2 separate regions of the Homo sapiens genome follow, and region 1 is linked to region 2. Evidence: chromatin loops called from intact Hi-C (ENCODE). Cell type or tissue: heart left ventricle. All regions are shown on one strand. Each heading gives the region's core, and the rest is flanking DNA. Links, peaks and the distances in the headings are about the cores only.

The links. Peaks named below come from ENCODE experiments on the same cell type or tissue, not always from the same donor. Only the 100,000 strongest peaks of a DNase experiment are listed, where the experiment ranks them.
Region 1: it touches region 2 in a loop (5-fold over the local background); 9 of 110 quality-filtered maps call a loop at or near these places.

What each region holds. Positions count from the first base shown.
Region 1 is chr19:35,587,529-35,598,164 of GRCh38, forward strand. It overlaps LINC01766 (long intergenic non-protein coding RNA 1766), which reads left to right and starts at 10,367. Exons shown (of 3, transcript NR_110750.1): 1 at 10,367-10,429. RefSeq lists an enhancer at 9,124-9,263. In heart left ventricle, for the core only: a CTCF peak has its summit at 4,935; no DNase peak of the experiment used is centred there; H3K27me3 peaks cover 2,633 bases.
Region 2 is chr19:35,348,685-35,359,320 of GRCh38, forward strand. FFAR1 (free fatty acid receptor 1) reads left to right here. Exons shown (of 2, transcript NM_005303.3): 1 at 1-2,154; 2 at 2,521-5,180. The coding sequence starts at 2,868. The coding sequence ends at 3,770. FFAR3 (free fatty acid receptor 3) reads left to right here and starts at 9,776. Exons shown (of 2, transcript NM_005304.5): 1 at 9,776-9,965; 2 at 10,196-10,636. The coding sequence starts at 10,207. RefSeq lists silencers at 348-548, 6,345-6,444 and enhancers at 1,483-1,532, 1,573-1,712, 3,502-4,368. In heart left ventricle, for the core only: CTCF peaks have their summits at 4,255 and 4,454; DNase peaks (open chromatin) are centred at 3,207, 3,917 and 4,297.

The DNA of each region.
Region 1 (10,636 bases), core at 1,681-9,680, 240 kb after region 2:
TCTGGGTCAGTGGTCAGTATCTGTGTTTCCCTGGAGCTGTTTCCTAGACTGTGAAAATCAGAATGTCCCAATGGGGAAGCCCACAGACATAGAATTCAGGCAGATGTCAGTTAAAAACTTACCTCTGACACTGAAAAACTGTATAGCCCTGAACAGATACTTTTCTTGAGCATAGTTCCTTTGTCTCTAAAGCAGGCATAATTGCCAATGTGGGGATGATATTTAGAAATCTGAACTGATGTTTATTCTCTAGGGGTCTTCTCATTTGAGCTGGGATTGGAGATGTCTAGTGTCTCAGAGCAGCAATAAGAAAACAGAAACCTCTTCCAGCTTCTGACATCCAAATGTCAAGCTCTTAGGAGAAGAATGGAAAGTCCTCAAGAAATGCAAATAGCTTTGGCAGAATAGCTGATGAAGACCACCTCTCCCCCCTCCAGAAAGGCATTGGTTCCCCATTCATGGAAAAGGGAATGTAGAGAGAGATTAGACAATAGTACATCCATAAGGTTCCTGGAATCTGCATCTGAGGAAGAGGGGCGTCAGAGACCCCAGCTGTTATCTATAATCCCTCCTCACAGATAAGGCCTAGAGAGGCTCCAAGTTCTCAAAGAAGATATGCTACATGGTGTAGACATTTACAAAGAAATGACCTCAGACAGCCAAGGAGGATACCCCATGGCCCAGCCTAGTGAGAAGAAGGTGGGTTCCATAGGAATCCCAAGTGCCAGGTGGAGACAGAACTGTAGAGGAAAACTAGGGATAAGCAGGGAGCCATCGTGCATGAATCAAAACAGAGATCTAGACTGACACCATGGGCCACAGACACCCCGGGGCTGCCTCTGATGCCCAAGCTTCATGGACAACCCCAAGTTCAGAACCAGATGAATATTTAGCACAATATTTAGCAGAACTAAGTTTCCACCACCATGGAGAATGGGGATTCTCAGTAGAAAGTCAATGGAGCTGCTGGGCAAGAGACTGCTCACTGTCCCCCAGAGCCCATCGCCTCTTTGTTCTGGGAACATTGCCTGGCCACGTCTCAGAGGTTCCCCTCTGCAGCCATGAAATGTGCTTTGGTCCTGTGGAATGTGAGCAGAACTGACATGTACCACAAACAAACCTGGCTTTTCAATGTCTCCTGGGACACTCCTCTAAACTCCTCCTCCCCCGGCCAACGGGGCAAGGGATACCCATGTGATGATTTAGAAGGCCACATGTTGTAGACGTGGCAAAGCCCCCATTAGCCTGGGTCCCTGAACCATTCTAGGAACAGCCTCCCTTCCCCCAACTGCCTCATGTGGTCAAGCAGAAAATAGACTACCATGTTGACAAATGACATGCTTGGCCTGTTTCCACAGCCCAATCCACCCAAACCAGTGCAGATGCAGGAGAATAGAGTTCTATTTCTTGCACATCTGGGATTACAGCTTCAAGTTCATACCCAACAGAGACATCCATCTTGTTGGGTGGTCTATAGGAAATAATAATAGAAGGAAACAACAAAGGCCCTAGTCCACCTTAATTGTAATTGTTGTGATGCTGAGTTTGTCTCCTCTGTGGGCTTGGGTGTCTGGGCAGATCTCATGTGTTTGTGGGACAATGCTCTGGGTTATGGGGATGCCTGCAGATAGGATGATGCCTAATTGTCTGTCATGTTAGCAGATCTAGAGGGTTAGCCATCCCTGTCCCTCTCCAGATCCAGCCCAGGCTGGGCCTGTCACATTCAGCTGCAAAGCCATGTCAGGTTAGGATGGTCCATGTCAACATCAGCAGGCAGACCCAAGTGTCACCTTCTGCTACAGGCCTTGGAAAGCCAGCCAGCCTCCTCCACTTCAGCTCCCAGACTTCATCCAACCTGAATTTCACTCTCGGGTATCCAACTGGTATTTAGCACCAGGTAAACACAAAACGAGGCCAGGCACAGTGGCTCGTGCCTGTAATTTCAATGCTTTGGGAGGCTGAGAGAGGAGGATGGCTTGAGCCCAGGACTTTGAGACCAGCCTAGGCAGCAAGTCGATAGATAACTCTTTTCTACAAAATTTTTCAAAATTAGCCAGGCGTGGTGGCACACGCCTGTAGTCTCAGTTACTCAGGAGGGTGAGGTGAGAGGATCACTTTAGCCCAGGATTTTGAGGCTGCAGTAAGTCATAGTGATACTACTGCACTTCAGCCTGGGGGACACAGCTAGACTTTGTCTCCAAAATAAATAAATGTAAAAAATAAGGCCGGGTGCAGTGGCTCACACCTGTAATCCTAGCACTTTGGGAGACTGAGGTGGGAGGATCACCTGAGGCCAGGAGTTCGAGACCAGCCTGGCCAACATAGTGAAACCCTGTCTCTATAAAAATACAAAAATTAGCCACTGTGGTGGTGCGTGCCTGTAATCCCAGCTACTCGGGAGGCTGAGGCAGGATAATCTCTTGAACCCGGGGGTGGAGGTTGCAGTGAGCAGAGATTGCACCACTTCACTCCAGCCTGGGCGAAGGAGTGAGACTCAACCTCAAAAAAAAAAAAATCTTATCTGACTTTGATTGCATTACAATCAATTTAGTTATCAGTTTTGGGAGATTTAGCATCTTTATGATAAGCCTTCCTATTCATAAATATGATATATCAAATAGGACTTGTACATCTTTAGCTTTATTTTATGTATTATAAGCAATCCTTTTTTCCATTACATAATCTAAATTATTATTGGGGTAGAAGAAAGGTATTGAGTTTCCAATGTTGATATCTTGTGTGGCAAACTTACTGAACTTTCTTGGTGTAATAATTCATCATTTTACACACTTACATTGTCTATGCTAAATTTGAATTATTTCTTAACAATTTTAATACCTCATTATATATGTATTTTTTTAGTTCCTGGGCTAAACCTTTCAGCAAAATATGAATTAGCATCATAATCTTGTTTCCATCCTTGTATGGGTTAGTTCTATTGTTTTACTATTAAGTCAGGCAGTTGATGTAGATTTCTGATAAAAATTTCATCTTTTTTTTTTTTTTTTCTGAAGCAAACTCTGGCTCTGTCACCCAGGTTGGAGTGCAGCGGCACAATCTCAGCTCACTGCAATCTCCGCCTCCCAGGTTCAAGCGATTCTAGTGCCTCAGCCTCTATAGTAGCTGGGACCACAGGCACGCACCACCACTCGGGGCTAATTTTTTGTATTTTTAGTAGAGATGGGATTTCTCTATGTTGGCCAGGCTGGTCTTGAACCCCTGGCCTTAAATTATCTGCCTGCCTCAGCCTCTCAAAGTGGTGAAATTACATGCATGAGCCACCGTGACCAGCCAAAATTTCATCAATTTTGTTATGTTTTCTTCTATTCCTGGCTTGCCAAGATTTTTTAAATTAGAATTTTATATTGAGGCTAGGCACAGTGGCTCATGCCTGTAATTCCAGTACTTTGGGAGGCCAAGGAAGGAGAGTCATTTGAGGCCAGGAATTTGAGACCAGCCTGGGCAACATAGCTAGATCTCGTCTCTACTGAAAAAAGAAAAAAAAATTAGCTAGGCATGGTACCTGTATTCTCAGCTACTCAGGAGGCTGAGATGGGAGGATAACTTGAACCCAGGAGTTAGAGGCAGCAGTGAGCCATGATCACACCCTTGTACTCCAGCCTGGGCAACACAGCGAGACCCTGTCTCAAAAAAAATTTGTGTTGAATCATATTAAATACTTTTCAGCATCTATTAACATGATCATACGAGATTTTAATTCAATCCTTTAACAAAGTTATTCACAATGAACCATTCTTATACTCTTGGGAAAACCTTACTGGGTCACAATCTATTATTCTTTTTTTTTTTTTTTAGAGACAGAGTCTTGCTCTGTCGCCCAGACTGGAGTGCAGTGGCACGATCTTGGCTCACTGTAAGCTCCGCCTCCCAGGTTCACGCCATTCTCCTGCCTCAGCCTCCCGAGTAGCTGGGACTACAGGCGCCCACCACCACACCCGGCTAATTTTTTGTATTTTTAGCAGAGACGGGGTTTCATCGTGTTAGCCAGATGGTCTTGATCTCCTGACCTCGTGATCCGCCCGCCTCAGCCTCCCAAAGTGCTGGGATTATAGGCGTGAGCCACCATGCCCGGCCTCTATTATTCTTTTAATATGTGATGGATATGGTTTGCTTATGCCTTATTTGGGTCCTACATAGTTTTCATCTGGGGGCTGTTCTCAGTCCTTTGCATTGGGGCAGTGCTGGCAATGCAGAATGGGTTGAGAAGCATTCAATGTGTTTCTGTGTTCTGGAAACATTTCTATGTCATGGGAATTAGCTGCTTCTTAAAGATTGGAGTGGGCCGGACATGGTGCCTCATGCCTGTAATCCTAGTACTTTGGGAGGCTGAGGCGGGTGGATCACCTGAGGTCAGGAGTTCGAGACCAGCCTGGCCAATATGGTGAAACCCCCATCTCTACTAATAATACAAAAATTAGCTGGGCATGGTGGCACACAACTGTAATCCCAGCTGCTCGGGAGGCTGAGGCAGGAGAATCACTTGAACCCGGGAAGCGGAGGTTGCAGTAAGCCAAGATCACGCCATTGCACTGCAGCCTGGGTGACAAGAGCGAAACTCCATCTCCAAAAAAAAAAAAAAAAGTTGGAGTGAACATGCCTGCAAAATCTTCTGGGCCTGTAATCTTTTTCGTGTAGCAGATTTTGAGTACTTTGTCTTCACTATGATGGTGAAAGCAGCAACTCTCGGAGTCAAGTACAAGCCACTGTTATGAGCAGCTTCGGAGTATTGATTCTTTTGGTCTCCACACTAACCCTATAGCCTGCATTCTTACAGACTGAGGATAAAGCACAGGGAGCTGGAAAGACACAGTGCAGGTCTCACAGCGAATTCACTGAGGGGCCAGGATTGGGAACCAGGAAATCTGCCACCAAAAGCCGTGTTCTTAAGCACTAGGTGGACAACACTGCCTCCCATCGACCGTTAGTAGCAATTCAATCTTTTTACCTGCTGGAGTCACTTGTTAATCACTTACCTTTCTCTTAACAAATCATTTTTATTTTCGACATAGAAGCTAACTTGAAGGAGCGCCCACTGGCCCAGAGTGGTACAACTTAAACATCAAAAATATTAATAACGGCCAGGCGCGGTGGCTCACTCCTGTAATCCCAGGACTTTGGGAGGCTGAGGCAGGTAAATCAATTGAGGTCAGGAGTTCGAGACCAGCCCGGCCAACATGGTGAAACCTCGTCTCTACTAAAAATATAAAAATTAGCCAGCCGTGGTGACAGTCACCTGTAATCCCAGCTACTCGGGAGGCTGATGCAGGAGAATCGCTTAGAGCTCGGGAGTCGGAGGTTGTAGTGAGCCGAGATGGCGCCATTGCACTCCAGCCTGGGCAACAAGAGCAAAACTCCGTCTCAAATAATAATAATAATAATAATAGTAATAACAATAATAGATTTAAACACACCAAATATATATCATATTTAATGATGAAGGATGGAATACTTTCCCTATAAGATCAACAACAAGGAAAGGATGTCTGCTCTTGACACTCCTATTTGACATAGTGCTGGAAGTTCTAGTCACTGCAAGAAAAAAACGCAAACAGGGCCCGGCGCAGTGGCTGACGTCTGTAATCCTAACACTTTGGGAGGCAGGAGGATCACTTGAGACTAGGATGTCAAGACCAGCCTAGGCAACACAGCATGACCCCATCTCTACAAAAAATATTAAAAAATTAGCCAAGCATGGTGGCACATGCCTGTAGTCCTACCTGCTCAGGGGGCTGAGGCAGGGAGATCACTTGAGCCCAGGACTTTGAGACTGCAGTGAGCTATGATCACACCAACACTGCACTCCAGCCTGAGGAATAGAGTGAGACTCTGTCTCAAAAAAGAAAAAAAGGCATTTAGATTGGAAAGGAAGAAATAAAACTGTATCTGCAGGTGACATGAGATATGTGTGTGTGTGTGTGTCTGTGTGTGTAGTTGATGCAAAAATAATTGCGGTTTTTGCCATTGAAAGGAATGACTGCTGGGCATGGTGGCTCACGCCTGTAATCCCAGCACTTTGGGAGGGTTTTTTTTTTTTTTTTTTTTTTTGAGATGGAGTCTCACTCTGTCACCCAAGCTGGAGTGCAGTGGTGTGGTCTCGGCTCACTGCCAGCTCCGCCTCCCGGGTTCACGCCATTCTCCTGTCTCAGCCTCCCGAGTAGCCGGGACTACAGGCACCCGCCACCACGCCCAGCTAAATTTTTGTATTTTTAGTAGAGACGGGGTTTCACCTTGTTAGCCAGGATGGGCTCGATCTCCTGACCTCGGGATCTGCCCTCCTCAACCTCCCAAAGTGCTGGGATTACAGGCATGAGCCACCGTGCCTGGCGTTTTTCTTTTCGTTTTTTTTTTTTCTTTTTTTTTTTTTTTTGGAGATAGAGTCTCACTCTGTCACCCAGGCTGGAGTGCAGTGGTGTGATCTTGGCTCACTGCAACTTCCACCTCCTGGGTTCAAGCGATTCTCCTGCCTCAGTCTCCCTAGTAGCTGGGATTACAGGCGCCCACCACCATGCCCAGCTAATTTTTGTATTTTTAGTAGAGACGGGGTCTCACCATGTTGGCCAGGCTGGTCTTGAACTCCTGACCTTAGGTGATCCACCTACCTCAGCCTCTCAAAGTGCTGGGATTACAGGCGTGAGCCACAGCCCTGGACGGATGTATTTTCAATACATGTCTTTATAATGCATGTGAAAGCTAACGCATACATGGGAGACAATGAAGGGACCAATATGGTGGAAGTTTTCCATATTCCACTTGAAGTTGCAAAATATTCAATCTAGGTAGACTATAGAATGTTTAAGTGTGTTTACCATAATCCGTAGAGCAATCACTTAAAACTTGCAAAGATATATAGTGAAAATCACAATAAATAAATTAAAATGGAGTACTAAAATAGTATTTGAATAATCCAAAAGAAAGAAGGAAAAGGGAAAACAAGGAACAAAACACAGAAAAGTGGAAATAAAAAACAAATAATAGTAGACCTAAAGCAAAACATACCAATAATCATATTTAAGGCACATGATCTAAACACACAAGTTATAAAATATTTTCATAATGCACTTAAAAAAAAAATAGCCAGAGCCGGGCGCGTTGGCTCACACCTGTAATCCCAGCACTTTGGGAGGCCAAGGCAGGCAGATCACGAGGTCAGGAGACCATCGTGGCCAACAAGGTGAAACCCTGTCTCTACTAAAAATACAAAAATTAGCTGGGCGTGGTGGCGGATGCCTGCAATCCCAGCTACTAGGGAGGCTGAGGCAGGAGAATCGCTTGAACCAGGGAGTCAGAGGTTGCAGTGAGCCGAGATCGCACCACTGCACTCCAGCCTGGCGACAGAGGGAGACTCCATCTCAAAAAAAAAAAATAGCCAGGTTCAAAGGCTCATGCCTGTAATATCAGCACTTCGGGAAGCCGAGGTGGGTGGATCACTTGAGCCCAGGAGTTTGAGATCAGCCTGGAAAACATGGTGAAACTCCGTCTCTACTAAAAATACAAAGAAGTTAGCTGGGTGTGGTGGCACACGCCTATAGTCCCAGCTACTTGGGAGACTGAGGCAGGAGGATAACCTGAGCCCAGGAAGTCGAGGCTGCAGTGAGCCATCATCACATCACTGCACTCCAGCCTGGGTGACAGAGTGAGGCCCTGTCTCAAATAAATACATACATAAATAACTTGAGCCCAGGAGTTCAAGATCAGCCTGGGCAACATAGTGAGACCCCATCTCTGCAAAAAATTTCAAAATTAACCTGGCATGGTGGCTTGCACCTGTAGCCCCAGCTACTCAGAAGTTTGGGGCAGGAGGTTGTTTGAGCCCAGGAGGTCAAGGCTGCAGTGAGCCGTGTTCACACCACTACACTCCAGACTAGCAACAGAACAAAACCTTGTCTTAAAAAAAATAGAAGTAGGCCAGGCGCGGTGGCTCACTCCTGCAATCCCAGCATTTTGGGAGGCCAAGATGGGCTGATCACCTGAGGTCAGGAGTTCGAGACCAGCCTCACTAACATGGTGAAACCCAGTCTCTACTAAGCATACAAAAATTAGCCAGGCATAGTGGCAGGTGCCTGTAATCCCAGCTACTTGGGAGGCTGAGGCAGGAGAATCACTTGAATGCAGGAGGCGGAGGTTGCAGTGAGCCGAGATCACGCCATTGCACTCCAGCCTGAACAACAGAGTGAGACTCTGTCTCAAAAAATAAAAAAATTAAAAACTTAAAAAATAGAAGTAGGCCGGGCGTAATGCCTGTAATCCTAGAACTTTAGGAGGCCAAGGCAGGCGGATCACTTAAGGTCAGGCGTTCGAGACCAGCCTAGTCAACATGGCAGAACCCCGTCTCTACTAAAAATACAAAAAATTAGCCAGGCATGGTGGTGCGCACCTGTAGTCCCAGCTACTCAGGTGGCTGAGGCAGGAGAATCACTTGAACCCAGGAGGCGGAGGTTGCAGTGAGCCAAGATCACATCACCACACTCCAGCCTGGAAGACAGAGCAAGAAGAAAGAAGGAAAAGAAAGAAGAGAAGGAAAAGGAAGAAAAGAGGGAAGGGAAGGGAAAGGGAAAGGGAAAGGGGAAGGGGAAGGGAAGGGGAAAGGGAAAGGGAGGGGAGGGGAAGGGAAGGGGGAAAGAATGAAGGAAAGAAAGGAAAGGAAAGGAAGGAAGAAAAGAAATGATTGTTTGCTTGGTGTTGGAGGGGCTTGAGGGGGTGGGGAAAAAGGGGGGAACCCACACATTTGATCAAAGAACTCTTCTGTGTTGACTGTTGTGGTATGAGAGCAGAGAAAATGCATTGTGTTTTTCCTGAAACACAAGACTCCGAGGCCTACATCACTCTTGCCCCAAGTAGTGCTTTTCTCTCAAGATGCTCAGGAGGAATCTTTAAACAAAGATGATCAAGGAAATGAGGCTTATTTATAGGTCTGTTTTGAAGGTGGAACCAGGGATTCCTCAATTGGCCAATCACTTGAGAGAGTAGAAGGAGCTGTCACCCCATCAAACCAATCAGAAGCCAGGTGTTGGTTCCCACCCTATGACATACCACCTCCAATTGGCCAGTAGAAGTAGAGAGACAGGCTAGGAGGCGGGGCCTGCCTGGCCGCCATGGTAATCCCCTGTGGTTGGTGATCAAGGAAGAGCATAGTGCCAGACCTAGGTGCCCTCCTGGGAATGTTCCAGGAGGGCAGGAGTAGGAGGAGGAGTGTTAGAGTAGAGGGGAAATGATGAGAGCAGAAAGGGTATCATAAAGGAACCTCAGGGGTGATATAAGTGGACACAGACATATGTCACAAGGGCACGGGTTTAGAACAGGAAGGCTGTTGTACGTGGTTGGAGAGGGAGTTCAAAGAGTCAGAAAGCTGGTTTCAGAAGTTGAGAGGTGTTAGAGGGAGACAGGGCAGGACTTTGTAAGGTGACAAAGAAGTAGAGACTGAAACCCTGTCTCTACTACAAATACAAAAATTAGCCGGGCGTGGTGGCGGGCGCCTATAGTCCCAGCAAGAGGAGTGAATAGGTGGTCAAATAAGGTCTTAGAGGAGCTAAAGGGGCAGGGAGCTTATGGGCGAACAGGAAAGGTTTACAGCAGGACCCCGCAGGATTCATAGGGACGAAGTAAAGGATATTATAAAAGGAACAGTGAGAGAGCTAACAGAAGTTTTACTTTGGGGGGCAGAGGTGGGAGGATCACCTGAGCCCAGGAATTCAAGACCAGCATGGGCAACATTGTAGCAAAACCCCATCTCTACCAAAAGAAAAAAATTTTTTTTTTTTTTTTTTTTTTTTGAGAGAGTCTCGCTGTGTCACCCAGGCTGGAGTGCAGTGGCAGGATCTTGGCTCACTTCAACCTCCACCTCCCGAGTTCTGCCTCAGCCTCCCAAGTAGCTGGGATTACAGGTGCGTGCCACCACGCCCGGCTAATTTTTGTATTTTTAGTAGAGACGGGGTTTCACTATGTTAGCCAAGGTGGCCTCAAACTCCTGACCTCAGGTGATCCGCCCACCTCGGCCTCCCAAAGTATTGGGATTACAGGCGTCAGCCACCACACCCAGCAAAACAAAAACAAAACAAAACAAAATTTTAGTTAGCTGGGCCTGGTGGTGTGCACCTGTAGTCCCAGCCACTCAGGAAGCTGAGGCAGGAGGATCACTTGAGCCCAGGAGTTTGAGGCTGCACTGAGCTATGATTGTGCCTTTGCACTCCTACAGCCTGGGAGAGAAGACCCTGTCTCTGAAAAAAAAAAAAAAAAAAAAAAAAAAACAGAAGACAAAGAAGTTTTACAGGGTGAGAGTTTTATAAGGGAACAGTGAATTTATAATGAAGGTTTTATACCCAAACACAGGTCCAGTCACTCCACGCTTGCAGAGTCCAATTAACAAGAGCAAGTTCTGGTAGAAAGAAGGTGACTTTATTCCAGAGCTCAGGTGAGGGGAAGAGGTACAGGTTCCTGCCTTAAGGGTATTGCTTCAGCTTTCAGGACAGAAAGCAGGGACTTTTAAAGGGGGGCTTGATGTGAATGACATAAAGGTGGGGGGCAAGGAGGTGTGGGGTCTATGTGACATGCTTTGATGTCTTATCTATCAGGTGTTCTAGCTGTCACCATCGTGAGAAGAGAAATTGACCATTGTCTC
Region 2 (10,636 bases), core at 1,122-9,121:
CTTTCTTCATTCATTCTGCACACAGATACTGAGCACCTGGAAATGCACCCAGTACAGAGCCAGTTGTTAGGACACCAAAAAGATAAGGCGTAGGACCAACCTTGGGGATCTCTAGTCGAGAGCCGCCAAGGGTTTTTAAGGCAAGATACCCTGGAGGGAGCTGAGGCAGTCCTAAGCCTGAAGGGCCTGGCTTAAGCTCCCTGGCAACCATCGAGCATCTTCCCCTTCCCACCCTGTCCCTCAGCACAGCTGCTGACATAAACCTACTACATGGCTGATTGACCATGAGATATGGCCATCAATAGACATTGCTGAGGCGTGAAGAGCAGGTGAAGAGCAGGTGGCCAGGAAGCTAGGGGGCCAGGACTCCAGACGCAGGCCGCCCTCCACAACCCCAGCTCTCACAGTCCTCCCAGGGTCCAGACAATGGATCGTGCATTTAGGTTCCCAAACACCTGCTGTGCAACGTGTAGTAGACAAAGCAGACCAAAGCCTTTGCCCTCAGGAGGCCGGCATTCTAGCTCAGGAGCCAGCCAAGACGATGTCGCACTGAAGAAAGACAACAAAAGTGAGATTCACAGGAGGGATGAGTGTGGCTGAGGCACCCGGGAAGGCCCTCGGAGAAGGTGACCTTGGGCAAAGATCCAGACGCCAGGTGGGTGGGGCCAAAGCAGAGAAGATCTGGAAAACCCAATGGCTCCCCAGGGCTTCGCTCTTGCTGCAGGAGGGGAAACCACACTGCTGTGGATTCTTCCTCCATTCTGTCCATTTCTCAGTTCCCAACAACACACTGAACAGTAGGAGGCCAGTTCTCCGCTCACAGCGGGCGCTGCACCCCAGGTGCTGCTCTCGAGAAAAAGGCGAGCATGGACCAATTTAGTGGCTCCGAGGTATGAAAAGCAGTGAGATGGTGTCTTTGAGGGAGTTAGTGATAGGCTGAGACCCCCTTGCTGTCCCCCCTGAAGCCTGGTGACCAGAGCTGCCAGGAGGCCACACAGAGAGAGGTTTATGATGGGGGACCTGGAATTCGGAAGGGGCAGAGTGGTCAGGTGACCCATACACGCCTGAGAAAACTGATGTGGAGAGCTGTGTTGTCATTCTGAGGCAGGAAATAGAGACAGACTGACAGACAGACAGAAAGACACGGGCACATTGAGAGACAGAGACAGAATCACAGAGCAGAGCTGGCTTCTCACCAGCAGGCGTGGGCACACCTGAGAGAGCATCCAGAGAGGTTAGAAATCTTCCTTAGGTCCTCCTGGGAGGCTCAGGTGACCCCAGTGGGAAACATGAAAGGCTGGGAGGACTTCCAGGGCTGAGAGAAGGAAGCTACGCAGCCGGCCGGTGCCACATTCCCTGTGCCTTGGGGAGTGTCCCCCAGTGTCCCCAGCCATGCACCCTGGGGGGAGTCGGCTTGGACATCTGTGCCACCCCTTGACAGGCAGAGTGGGGGCCACAACCTGGGCCCTCCAGTGCTGGTCAGCAGAGGCTGCCCCCGCCCCTTGCCTTCCTCCTCCCGCTCCTTCCTCCAGCCCTGGGAAGGTCGGAAGCCACCACCATGGGGCTAGTGCGGAAGCAGAGGGAGAACAGAGGGGCCCTCCTCGCAAAAACTAAAACAAGCCCACAGCCTGTGCAGAACCGCACCCGGGTGTGATCACTCCTTACCCCACACACCCACTGCCACTTGGAGATGGCTTCATGGCTGCAGTCACAGGGCACCCTGTGTTGTCAGGGGTGAGCCAGTGAGGCCCGGGACCTGCCCAGGGGTGCATCAAGGGTGGAGAAGACCTGGCCCCAGCGCAGGTGTGAACAGGCAGGAGGGCTGGGGAGGGAATAGCGCTGGGTTGTGGCCGAGCCCCCAAGCCCTGCTCTTGAGAGGCACTGGCTACACACTCGGCCCCTACCCAGACAGGACCCCAATTCCTCCCTGGCCCCTCTGTGTTCCTGCATCTTCCCAGCCCCTCACCTCCTCTGGCGTGGCCTCACCTCCAGCCGGGATGCCCCATTAGCTGCTCACCCAAGCTGCTAGAACCTCAGGCTAATGGCCCTGTCACCCGCCCTCCTCCCCTTCCGGCTCACTGCCCATCCCGGGCATCCTCCATCAGCCCGCTGAGGGGACTGCTGAGCCTCAGAGACATCTGGCAGCACCAGGAGGTGGGTCCCTCTCTCTGTGGCTCCTCTCTTCACCTGACTGTTCCCCAGACCCCCAGACCCCCTGCCCAGGTGGCCCCTGAGAACTGCTAAGCTCAACCGTGACATGGATGGGGCCTGGCTGACCCTTGGGCTCTCCCTGGGGGACCCCCTTTTCCTGTCCCTGGCCACACCCTCACCTTATCCACACCCTTCTCCTCCCTGCTGCCCCGCCGGCTTTCCAATGTGGGTGGGGGGTGGGGGCAGCTCCTGCCTTGCCAGGGAACCAGGGAGGGCAGTGGGCTCAGGAGTCAAACTCCCATTCCCAGGGAAGGCTCAGGCTGTGGGCCCAGCCCTGTTCTGAATTCTCTCCACCCCTCCTCCCCACAGAGTCTCAGAAATCGAGAAGCTTTCTTCCTCTGGGACCTGTGCGCCACATCCTATCTCCTGTGACGCTGCAGGAGCTTCCCTGGTTTTAAGAGGTGACATGGTGGAGAGAAAGCACAGGACTGGGGGCCACAGGTCCTGGCTTCTCATCCAGGCTCCGCTGCTCCCTGACTGCTGCCTTTCTCTGTGGGCCTCGTTTCCTCCCTGATCCCACCAGGTGAATTGTAATTCTCCACACAGGGCTGGAACCCGCGAGTGATCCCAGGAGCCCCTCCTCTCCGGGGCCCCAAGATCTGAGGACAGGGAGCCAGGTTGCACACAGGAGCCGTGCAGGCCAGGACGGCGGCCCCATGGACCTGCCCCCGCAGCTCTCCTTCGGCCTCTATGTGGCCGCCTTTGCGCTGGGCTTCCCGCTCAACGTCCTGGCCATCCGAGGCGCGACGGCCCACGCCCGGCTCCGTCTCACCCCTAGCCTGGTCTACGCCCTGAACCTGGGCTGCTCCGACCTGCTGCTGACAGTCTCTCTGCCCCTGAAGGCGGTGGAGGCGCTAGCCTCCGGGGCCTGGCCTCTGCCGGCCTCGCTGTGCCCCGTCTTCGCGGTGGCCCACTTCTTCCCACTCTATGCCGGCGGGGGCTTCCTGGCCGCCCTGAGTGCAGGCCGCTACCTGGGAGCAGCCTTCCCCTTGGGCTACCAAGCCTTCCGGAGGCCGTGCTATTCCTGGGGGGTGTGCGCGGCCATCTGGGCCCTCGTCCTGTGTCACCTGGGTCTGGTCTTTGGGTTGGAGGCTCCAGGAGGCTGGCTGGACCACAGCAACACCTCCCTGGGCATCAACACACCGGTCAACGGCTCTCCGGTCTGCCTGGAGGCCTGGGACCCGGCCTCTGCCGGCCCGGCCCGCTTCAGCCTCTCTCTCCTGCTCTTTTTTCTGCCCTTGGCCATCACAGCCTTCTGCTACGTGGGCTGCCTCCGGGCACTGGCCCGCTCCGGCCTGACGCACAGGCGGAAGCTGCGGGCCGCCTGGGTGGCCGGCGGGGCCCTCCTCACGCTGCTGCTCTGCGTAGGACCCTACAACGCCTCCAACGTGGCCAGCTTCCTGTACCCCAATCTAGGAGGCTCCTGGCGGAAGCTGGGGCTCATCACGGGTGCCTGGAGTGTGGTGCTTAATCCGCTGGTGACCGGTTACTTGGGAAGGGGTCCTGGCCTGAAGACAGTGTGTGCGGCAAGAACGCAAGGGGGCAAGTCCCAGAAGTAACGCCACTGCTCGGGGGAAGGAGCATGGGGCAGGAGGGCCCGGCTGCTTCTCCAGGCCCCTGCGGGGGGCTGCTTCGGAGGAACTGCAGGGCAGCCTGGCCCGGAGGCCTCCCTGGAGCCACTCAAGCAGAGAGCGGCGCCTGCTGAGGGCAGCACCCCAGTCAAGAGAGGAGCACCGAGCCAGAGCACGGTGGCAGGGGGAGGTAAGTTTGCCCCTGCACGTGTCGAGGAAGTTTGTCCCTTCCTCGCCTATCTTTCTCTCCCCTCTGCACGTCCTCACCTGCCTGTCTTCCGTGGGCCGCGAGCAGAGGCCTTGTACTTACGGGAAGGAGGAGGCAGTCTGTTTCTGACCCACAGGAACTGCCACTCCGGTGATGCACTTGAGGACAGCTACTCTGAAATCAGTTCCCAGGAGAGAACATTTGATTTCCGAGTAGGAGAGGAGGCAGGAGGCAGGATAATGACGCTGTTATACCATGTGAAACTCGCAAGGGGGCAGCCTTGGAGCTTGGAACGGAGGCTGGCAGGAAAAGATGCTTCAGCCGGGGAGGGAAAATGCAAGGTCCCGCAGTGATGGGCAAAGGCTACGGAGTTGACTCTTGAACAACGTGGGGATGGGGTGCCGAACCCCACGCAGTGGAAAATCTGTGCATGACTTTGACTCCCCCAAAGTTCAACTACTAATAGCCTACTGTTGACCAAAAGCTTTACCCAGTATATAAACAATTGAGTAAGACATATTTGAAGCCAGGCACAGTGGCTTATGCCTGTAATCCCAGCACTTTAGGAGGCCGAGGCGGGAAGACTGCTCGAAGCCAGGAGTTCAAGAGCAGCCTGGGCAAGATAGTGAGACCCCCACCTCTACAAATAATAAAAATAAAAATAATTAGCTGGGCGTGGTGGTGCGTGCCTGTAGTCCCAGCTACTCAGGGGTCTGAGGTGGGAGGATCCCTTGAGCCCAGGATTGAGGCTGCAATGCCATGATCGCACCACTGCACTCCAGCCTGGGTGACAGAGCAAGATCCTGTCTCTGGAAAAAAAAGAAAAAAGACATATTTTGTATGTTATATATATTATGTGCTGTATTCTTACAATAAAGTAAGCTAGAGAAAAGTACATGTTACTGAAAACATTATTAGAAAGAGAAAATACCTTCACAGCACTGTGCTGTATTTATCAATACTGTAAGTTTTGTTGTCTGTTTATAAGAGAAGTTGTCTGTCTCAAGCGGCAGTAACCGCGGCTGCAGATCTCAATCTGTGGTAGATATCAAGCAGTTCAACCCTTTTTTATAATGTCATGACTTTTCTTTGCTTCTTGGAAGCAGCTCTGGCATCACTAGTGGCCCCGCATTTGGGGCCAAGGGGGTTATTCAAAGTTTACGGTATTGCATTAAACATGGTGAAACATATGCAATGACTATGAAAGATCACTTTTTACTTCTGTACACAGTGTACTGGCGAGAACTGCTCACCAGGAGGTGATTAGCTTCACGTGGTGTTGGAAGCAGATACTCAACAGTTGAGCTCACGGAGAAAGCACAGGAGGTGGCTACGAAATTATTATAGGAGTACAGTATGTCTACAGTAAATATGCACTTATGACTTTAATACTGCACATCTTTATGTTTGCTTGCATTTCTCTTGACTTCAAATGGCATCAAATAGAGTTTGTGTTTGCGTGCATATATTTTTGATAAATTTTAACTTTTTTGTTTTGTTTTGTTTTTAGACAGAGTCTTGCTCTGTCTCCCAGGCTGGAGTGCAATGGTGTGATCTTGGCTCACTGCAACCTCCGCCTCCCAGGTTCAAGCAATTCTCCTGCCTCAGCCTCCCAAGTGGCTGGGATTACAGGCACCTACCACCACACCTGGCTAATTTTTTGTATTGTAAGTAGAGATGGGGTTTCACCATGTTGGCCAGGCCTGTCTCGAACCCCTGACCTCAGTTGACCCACCCGCTTCGGCCTCCCAAAGTGCTGGGATTACAGGCGTGAACCACGGTACCCTGCCAATTTTAACTTTCTATAAGAGATTTGCCCAGCCTGGGCAACATGGAGAAACCCTGTCTTTACCAAAAATACAAAAAATTTAGCTGGGCATGGTGGCGTGTGCCTGTAGTCCCAGGTACTTGGGAGGCTGAGGTGGAAGGATGGTTTCAGCCTGGGACGCAGAGGTTGCAGTGAGCCGAGATCATGTCATTGCACTCCAGCCTGGGTAATAGAGCCAGATCCTGTCTCAAAAAAAAAAAAAAAAAAAGCTTTGTATCCATTTTGGCATACATAGACTAGTATGTATGGCAGTAAATAGACTAGTGGCAGTAAATAGACTAGTACCTACATATATTTTTTGTATTCGTGGCATACTTAACTTTTGCTTAATTTTAAAAATATATTTCTAGGCTTGTAGTTCCTCTGTAAGTTTTTTCAAATTGTTGCAAATCTCTGAAAATGTTTCCAATGTATTTATTGAAAAAAATCCACAAGTAAGTGGACCTGCACAGTTCAAACCTGTGCTATTCAAAGGTCAACTATATAGTCTGTAATACGTGATGGGTGTCACGCTGAGTGTCTACAGTGAGTGTTGTCTCACTTCAGCTTCACACAACGCTGTGGTTTAGCCTTGCCACTGCCGTACGGATGAGCGGGTGTTCACTACACGAAGGTACTGGGCAGAGGAGCAAACACTGACTAAATTCTAGCCTGTGCTTTGCTCAACAAGCCACATGCCTGCCTTGCTTGCATCAAGGGAAGGAGTATTGTGTTCTAATTTGAAGAAATACACCAGCCACTCCTTAGGCAGCACTTGGTGCGGGATGGGCTCCTCTGGAAAGGGAGCACCTAATTTGCACAAAGGTGCTGCACCAGGTAGCTACGATCCTGGAATGGGATGAAGAAACTTGCCTAAGGCCCTACAGCAAGGAAGGGGTAAAAGCAGGATGTGATCCTTCCAAGCAGAACCCCCAAGAGCCAGGGGACATTTGGGAAACCTGGGGGTGTGGGGGTTAACCCTGTATTTGTGGTCCATTTCGCAAAGGATAGCATCCCACATCCATGAGAGGGAGGTCAGAAGGGAGTGGCTGTGGCTGTGAAGGAGACAGACACCTGGGCACCTGCTCTAAATTACAGCAATGCCATGCACATGATGATGTATTGGAGCACAACAAATGGCAGCCACCAGCTGGGGTGCACGCACCAATTTCTACAAATGAGCTCTGTTCAGGCTGAAATGTCTACGCATGCAAGGATTTTTCTTGTAATTGATGATATATCCCCAGCGCCCAGAAGACAGAGTGGCACGCAGTAGGTGCTCAGTAAATGTTCGCTCAATGAATGAATGAATGCCTCTACTAGCCTTCCAAAGAAAGTTCTATGTCTGTTTTATCAATATGGAAACAGGCCAGAGAAATTAAGTAACTTCTTTTGGAAGCCAGAAACAAGCCCGGCACTTGTGCAGTGACAACACCAGGGAATTTCAGTAAAAACCCAAACTCCACCCCAGGGAGCCCCAGTGCCTCCTCCCGCATCACAGGGTGCCAGGGCCCACTCTCTTTGACTCCTGCTCCATAGCCCCTGCTGGGTACTGGGCTGCTTCTCCCAGTTCCTCCTGCCTCCCCCCACTTAGGGCAAATCCAGTGCCTCCCTGGGGCCCAGGAGACTCAGTGTGATCCACCCCAGGCGCCTCTCACTCCTGTGAGACCCAAACCTCCTATCAGCTCCCCCAGCAGGCCAAGTCTGTGCACCCGTGACTCCCCTGCCCCAATGTTCCCTCCAGTGGCTCTTTGCCTCTTCAGTATCCACGTCTTCATGATCCTTCCCCTACTCCATCCCCCAAGCCCTCACCACCAAATGTAATGTAAACAGCATGACAGCAAAAACTTTTTGTTCACAACTGCGTGTTGTTTTTTTTTTTTTTTTTTTTTTTTAGACACAGTCTCACTCTGTTGCTCAGGATGGAGTGCAGTGACACAGTCATGGCTCACTGCAGCCTTGAATTCCTGGGCTCAAGCGATTCTTCCATTTCAGCTTCCCAAGTAGCTGGGACCAGAGGCACATGCCACTAAACCCAGCTAATTTCTTTTTTCTTTCTCTCTTTTTTTTTTTTTTTTCCCCTGTGGACATAGGGTCTCCTCATGTTGCCCAGGCTAGTCTCAAACAACCTGTGCTCAAGCAATCCTCCCACCTCAGCCTGCCAAAGTGCTAAAATTACGGACCTGAGCCACCGTACCCAGCCTACTGCTGCACTTTTAACAGCTTAATTGAGATATTATGTACATATCATCAAATTCACCAATGTTAAGTGTACAATTCAATGATTTTTAGTAAATTTACTGAGGTGTGAGTCCATTACCATCAGCTAGTTTTAGAACATTTTCATGACCCTAGTAAAGGATTTTACTTCATGTTCATTTAAACTTAATCTTGGGCCAGGCGGGGTGGCTCACGCCTATAATCTCAGCATTTTGGGAGGCTGGGGTGGACGGATCACCTGAGGTCAGTAGTTCGAGACCAGCCTGGCCAACATGGCGAAACCTCATCTCTACTAAACATACAAAAATTAGCCAGGCGTGGTGGCGGGCACCTGTAATCCTAGCTACTTAGGAAGCTGAGGCATGAGAATTTCTTGAACCCGGGAGGCAGAGTTTGCAGTGAGCCAAGATTGCACCATTGCACTCCAGCCTGGGCGACAACAAGACCCTGTCTCAAAAAAAAAAAAAAAAAAAAAAAAACAACTTAATCTTCATTTCTACCTCCATCCCCCAGACAACCACGAGTCTACTTTCTGACTCTATAACTTTGCCTATTCTGGACATATCATATAAATAAATGAAATCTGACAATATATGTACATGGTCTTTTACGTCTGGCTTGTTTCACTCAACATAAGGCTGTAGTGTGTATGGGTAGCTCATTCCTTTTCTTTGCCAAATAGAATTCCAGTATATGGATGTGCCACTTTTTTATTCACTCACCAGCTGATGGGCTGCCAGGTAACATTTCCACTGTTGGTGACTATGACCAACACTGCTGTGAACATTTAGGACTGAGTCTTTAAGTAGACCTGAGTTTCCACTTCTCTTAAGTAAATACCTACGGTGGAATTGTTGGATCGCATGGTGAATTTATGTTTAACTTTTTAAGCAACTGCCACCTGCTTTCCAAAGCAGGGACACCACCTCCCATTATTCTCACCAGCAGTGAATGAGGCCCCTATCTCTCTACATTCTCGCCGACCATAGGCATTGTCTGACTTTTTGCTTGTGGCCATTCTAGTGGATGTGAAATCATATCTCATTGTGCCCTGTGATTGTTTGAATGAACTAATAGATCACCTGTGAAACTGGACAGCACTTGGGTTTGAACCCTAGTGGTGACATTTCACAAGCTGTATCACCTGGAGCAAGTCACTTCCCTACGGTGAAGGACAAGGATTTTATGACATAAAAGCGTTGCCCTAGAAGCAGTGTCTGCTATGGATTATGTGCCCATGAAAAGGCAGCTGCTGTCATCATCGCCACCACCATTATTATTGTTATTATTATTACATTGTCACCCCAGAGATAATCCTGCACCAGTGACAGGGAAAATAGCAGCTGGCATCCGCTGCCTGCTCACGACCACACGCCAGGCTTCCGTCAAACCACTCAACATGTATTAGTAATCTTTTAATCGACCTACATATTGTTTTAATTTGCATGTGTTAATGCGTTGATCTATGAGATGGGTATTATGATGAGCTCTGTTCTGCAGGGGAGAAAGCAGAAACATGGAGAATTTAAGTCATTTCCCCCAAATCACAAAGTCAGGAAGAAACAGACCTCACGGAGCTCGCTCTCTGTCATTGCATCACACTTCCTGCCCTTACAAGGCAAATTGGATAAATGCCATTCTAGAGAAGCAGACAAAATTCAAGTGAAGAAGGGGAGAGGAAGACGTCGGCTGGGGCCTGCTTAGAGCATCCCAGCTGAGACTGCATGAGGAGGGAGGCACGCAGTTGTGGAATTTGTTCCCCTTTTAGCATGCTGACCAGCCCTGGCAACGGAGCTCAAGGCATCTATGTGCCACTGCTCAACAGTGAGTGACGTCATGGGCACGGCCAGGTCTTTATCAGTTCTGCCGGATAAATAGCCAACTGCACTAGGTCTGGAGAGACAGCAAGGTGCTGTGCGGCAGAGCATTTGGGGTCTCAAAGAAGCAGGTGAGCCTGGGCCCGAGGGGCTGGGTGGAGGAGCACCTTGGTGCTTCTCTGCTGGGGAAGGGACAGGGGACAGGGCATGCTCAGGAAGACAGGCAGGCTGACCCCGCCTGGAAGGCACCCAGAGACAAGAGGGGTGGGCGTAGTGACCTCGTGCCCTTTTAGGGGAGATGCTGCTGGCCAGAGGCCGTTAGGGCCCCCACTACCAACTCCATGTTACTCTCTCTCACCAGTGGCCACCACCATGGATACAGGCCCCGACCAGTCCTACTTCTCCGGCAATCACTGGTTCGTCTTCTCGGTGTACCTTCTCACTTTCCTGGTGGGGCTCCCCCTCAACCTGCTGGCCCTGGTGGTCTTCGTGGGCAAGCTGCAGCGCCGCCCGGTGGCCGTGGACGTGCTCCTGCTCAACCTGACCGCCTCGGACCTGCTCCTGCTGCTGTTCCTGCCTTTCCGCATGGTGGAGGCAGCCAATGGCATGCACTGGCCCCTGCCCTTCATCCTCTGCCCACTCTCTGGATTCATCTTCTTCACCACCATCTATCTCACCGCCCTCTTCCTGGCAGCTGTGAGCATTGAACGCTTCCTGAGTGTGGCCCACCCACTGTGGTACAAGACCCGGCCGAGGCTGGGGCAGGCAGGTCTGGTGAGTGTGGCCTGCTGGCTGTTGGCCT